Regions from separate parts of the Mus musculus genome. Here region 2 is linked to region 1. A link is a loop called in an ENCODE intact Hi-C map of the cell type or tissue named here. Cell type or tissue: heart. All regions are shown on one strand.

Region 1 (2,500 bases):
GCCTAGCTTGCTTTTCTTTTTTTCTTAATGGACCCCAGATCTGCTTCACCAAGCTCACCCTGAACTGGCTACTACTGAGTAGAGGTCTCTGAGAAGGACATTTGCTGCATAGCTGGCACATTGGGTCACATCTTCTGATGTCAATGACACCTTTAGGGGATTCTCTCTCTCTCTCTCTCTCTCTCTCTCTCTCTCTCTCTCTCTCTCTCTCTCTGAACAAAGCACATTAGACTGCTTACCCATCCTGGTGGTGCCTGGTATCCTCTGAAGTATCAATGATGAGTTTTTTGTGATGGCTGCTTCTCTACTCAGAGAGCCTGGTCCAGTTCACTACTCCTGGGACTGAATTTTGCACATAGCAGAGTTTCTTTCTGGCTTGTGTTGCTTTCATTTCTTCACACACACACCCTTTCTGGCTGAAGATCTACCTAGAATCTACTGCATGCCAGCCACGTTAGAGGTGGAGACTCCCACAGAGGTTTCTGTCTTCTCTTCTTGAGCCAGATGGGAGCACTCACATTGCTTGAAAGATGAAGCTATGGATGTTCTAAGCCACTGCCATGCATTGGATAAAGTAGGAGAGCTGTCCAAGGCATTGTCTCGGTGAGAGACCACATTAACCAGCACACTTTAGATCTAAGCCTTATTTAGACGGAAGCCTCTTGTCTTCCTCCAGTGCATGCCAAGACTCCCGTGGTTGCCCTCCCAGGCTTGTGCTAATTGCTATGGGCAAAGCTCAGCCTCAGGAGTAGGGAACTGGATCAGACTCTCTGAGGATCCTACCACACAGCTTTACAACGGCAACCTCACACTTTCCCTTCTTAGACCCCCATTTTTGCTAAGACTTCTAGGCCCTAACTGAACAGCATCCTGTGGAAGGGGGACTATGACTTTCCAATTTGTTGCCTTGCTATCCTTTGTAACGTTAGCTAAGGAAGGAAATGTCCTTTGTGTTCAGAGCCATTTTTCTTATTGGTATCATCTGATGGATAAAGTTAATGTACTTTCTCTAGGAGAGATCACAGCATGTGAAGATATACTTCTCTTTGTTCCTGGCATTGTAAGGAGAAACAGAGATAGGAAGTTCCTCTTCTTGGTCAAAATATCGAATAATGGCTTAAAGTATTTAAGGTCTTTTCTTTTTAAAAAAAAATATTTACTCTTCTAAAATTATTTCTATTTAAGACATTAACAGGAAATTTGAGACACTCTATGAAACTCTTTCCATGGACACTTCATTTCTTCTCTCAAACAATAGGATCTAAAGTGAAAACAGATGAGCTTAGACCCAACAGGGTTTCATTATTTGAGGCTAAGGCCCGGGCTGCCACGTGCATCTGATAAGGCCTTTATCAGTAAATAAATTAGCGGTGGGTGGTCCTTGCTTGTGGGGTCTGCAGCACAGGTGAGAAAAATTAACCACTAATGTACCATCAGTGCCCAGTAGGTGGCAGTGTAGGATAGGCTAGGGCCATGCAGGTGAGAACCAGGGCGCCTCAAAAATGTCTCCTGATTCTTTTTGCTTCCCTAGCATTTTAGATACACAGGCAAACACGGGGGCAAGGCAAAGCTCTGCACAACCTAACAGCTATTTCTAGAAACTTGCCATTAGTCTGCATTTACATAATTGAGGTCATTTTAAAGGCAGATGGTTAAAAACAGAAACAGATCTTTGTTTATAACACAGTTGGGCATTGATATAAATTAGGAAGTAGAGAAACTCAGCTCAAAAATAGAACCTTAAACTACTGTAAAACCCTGCAGTCAGATTTCCCAAGAGGAAAGACAAGATCGTCTGAGATACCTGATGCTTAGATAATTCGTGTCACTGTTTCAGAGCCCAAAGGTGTGATGGCTTGTGAGATTTGCTGAGCCCTGTGCTTGTAGAAACAGAAGGTTCTTTAGAGGGTTGAAGTCGTTCTGAATGTGACATACACAGGCTGCTGCACTTGGCCCCCAACTGAAGACACTATTGAAGGTTTAGGATGAGAAGCCTTGCTAGAAGGAGGTCACTATGGGGAGAGCTTGAGATTTTTAAACCCTGGCTGGTTTCTGTCTGCTCTCTTTGTCCCAAGTGTGGATACAGTGTGACCTCCTGCATACATTCCTGCTGCTGTGCTTTCGCTACCCTGATGGACTGTGCACCTCCTAACTGTAAGCCAAAATAAGTTCTGAGTTGTTTTGGTCAGGTACTTCATGTCACAACAAGAAAAAAAGAGACTAGGGGTTACTCTGTGGGTAAAATGCTTACTGGGAAAGCCTGAGACCTGTGTAAAACACCCCCAACCTCAGTATACTGCCTGGCACCCTGGTACAAGACCGCGCGCAGCTGCAGTCAGCTGTGGGGGAAGGGGTGTCTGGATTTGAGGTTACTTCTTAGGACTGGCCTCCCCTATTTTGTGAGAACTTGAGGTGCTCTGATTGCAGCAGAAGAAAAGTCTCAAATATGACAACAGAAGATCAAACCCAAGCCCTGATACTCTTGGTCGGGGGTGCTCCT
Region 2 (2,500 bases), 700 kb after region 1:
AAAGCCCCCCAGGCCATACATAGCATCCTACTTGGCACAGAAGGACTGGAGGTCCCCTGACCAAGCCACCGTCCTTTACAGACACACTGTGTGAGAGGCTGGATCTGGGAGGGTGTTCACAACACAAGGGAGAGCACCACTGGGCTCTGTACCCCAGCCTGCATCTCCTTGCTCCTTATGCGTCCTCAGTCCTCTGGACCCTCTGCTTGGGAGGTCTCCTTCCCCCAAAGGGATATTGTGGCCCAGCTTGGCAGGGAGCTGGAAAGCCAATGCTGAAGAGAACTGACCCTACCTTGAACTTTGCTGGCAAGGAAGTATAGTCCATAAGGGAGTCTGGGCTTCCTCACTCTCTTGGGCGGTAAATCAACCTGGGAACTGGACAGGGCGGGCCTGCCAGGGCTCTGGCAGAGGAGGTCTGCTTAGAGGAGCAGGAGGGATGTGAGCAGAATATGTGCATGTGTGTGTGGGGTGTGTGTGTGTGTGTGTGTGTGTGTACAGGTATATATGTGTATCTGTGGGTGGTAAATCATGTGTGTGTGCCTATCTATGACACAGAAGTATGTATATGTATGTGTATGTGTATGTGTATATGTATATGATGTTGTATATGTATATGATGTTGTATATGTATATGATGTATATGTATATGTATATGTATATGTATATGTATATGTATATGTATATGTATATGTATATGTATATGTATATGTATATGTATATGTATATGTATATGTATATGTGGGTGGTGTATCTTGTGTTTTCGAGTGTGTGTGTGTGTGTGTGTGTGTGTGTCCACAGGATACACATATGTATCTGTATCCATGGATATTGCATCTTGTGTTCTCTTGCAGAAACTGATTTGTTTGCTTTAAGATTCTTGCAGCTTGGGATGGGGGGTGGAGGTAGGGTGAATAACCTGAAAAAGACAAGATTTTCCCATACCTTCCCTGAGAGAGGGACTCCCTGAGAGAGGGCCTCGCCGAGTCCTCCACCCACACAAAAACTATGGACACCTCCTTCCTGCCCAAAGTGTCCTCTGTCCTGAAGAGGTGAATCACTGACACTCAGCCCTCTAATGCAAACTGACCCCTCCCTGAGGACACCCCCATCAGGAGACCTTGCCAAGGGACTGAGAGGTCTGCTAGAAAATTAACACTGAGGTATGGCGCCCCCTTGTGGTCCCTGCCATGGATCCCGTGGATTATGGGGTCAGGGCCGCAGGATGACACAGCTCCACAGACAGCAAGCTTCCCACCATGGGTCAAGAGTTTAATCAGCAAAGTGTGATGAAAAGTCAGCTCTGGATTGTCCAAAAGGTCCTGAGTGATCTAAGCAGGCCGCATGGCTAGTGTGTCTGGAAGCCAGGGGCCACAAAAGGTCCTAATAGGACAAGAAAGATCTGCCCCCTCCCCCGACCCCTCCCCCGACTTCAGTATTTCAGGGGTTTGCTAGGAGAGGACAAGGGACCACGGGCTCAGACTTGTCAGAACTCTACCCCACCATTTCCTCTGACCTTCAGAGGTGGCCTCACTGCCCAGGGTTGCTTTGTATCTTCACTCTCAAATTCACCCCAATTTTGCCTGCACGTGTCAAAAACACAGGATGCATCACCCACTTGTGTATGTGCAGGAGTCATCTTCAGGTGTCTCCCTGGGGGCGGAGGGGGTGTCACTGGAAGCTAGGCTGGCTGGCCAGTGAACACGGGATCTCTGCTTCTCTCTGCCTCCGGTTCTAAGGTTACAAATGCCTTTGCATTATCTCTAAGATGGAACTCCCATGCATTCTTCATGCTTGTAAGGCAAGCACTTTACCAGTTAAACCATCTACCAAGCCCTTTATGTATTTTTTAAGGCCTGCCCTGGGTACCTGAGCTGCTCTGGAGTCCACAGGGCCAAGCCTTGGCTCAGACTCCAAGGATGAGACACCCACCCACCCCCGCCCCCATGAGGACCTGGAGGGGCTAACAGGTCCCAGGGCCACATCCACTGCTCTGGAGTTTCACTCTGAGGACAATCTTGTGAGATTCTTACAGGAGGAGGAGTCTGTGGGACAGCATGCCTTCTGACCTCAGATCTGAGCCACAGGCCAGTGGTGAGACCCTCCCTCTGTCTAAAGGTCCCCATGCCCGCATGCAATGTGGGCTGTGGCAACTCGCTCAGCAATGCAGATGCAGCCAGATGTTTGGGATGTGATGGAATGTTAGTGTAGGCAGGGGCGGGGCGGGGGAGGGTTCTAGGACTTCCAGCCAGATTTCTGACATCCTTGTGAAAAGCAGCTATGGAGATGTAGGCCAAATCTCCTCCTTGGAGACCAGGGATGGGGGATTTGTGAGGGAGGGCACCAGAGACCAGATGTGATGGAGCAAATGCAGACAATGCACTGGACTCTTGGTGCAGAGGAAGGCCGAGGGGAGTCAGCCTGCTAACCTAGGATGCTCACTGTGCAGAGAAGAAGGGGTGTCTGTGGGGAGGAAGTGGGTGTAAAGAAATGTAACATGACT

What was found. A loop is a pair of places that touch in the nucleus more often than their neighbours do. Peaks named below come from ENCODE experiments on the same cell type or tissue, not always from the same donor. Only the 100,000 strongest peaks of a DNase experiment are listed, where the experiment ranks them.
Region 2: it touches region 1 in a loop (10-fold over the local background); 14 of 42 quality-filtered maps call a loop at or near these places.

The regions. Positions count from the first base shown.
Region 1 is chr1:92,610,164-92,612,663 of GRCm38, reverse strand. No RefSeq gene overlaps it. Among named protein-coding and RNA genes, the nearest start is that of Olfr1410, 3.6 kb to the right of the region's middle. In heart, a CTCF peak has its summit at 1,448 (motif pointing right); no DNase peak of the experiment used is centred here; H3K27me3 peaks cover 870 bases.
Region 2 is chr1:91,912,692-91,915,191 of GRCm38, reverse strand. No RefSeq gene overlaps it. Among named protein-coding and RNA genes, the nearest start is that of Gm46242, 34 kb to the right of the region's middle. In heart, a CTCF peak has its summit at 1,178 (motif pointing left); DNase peaks (open chromatin) are centred at 311, 1,101 and 2,251; H3K27ac peaks cover 994 bases.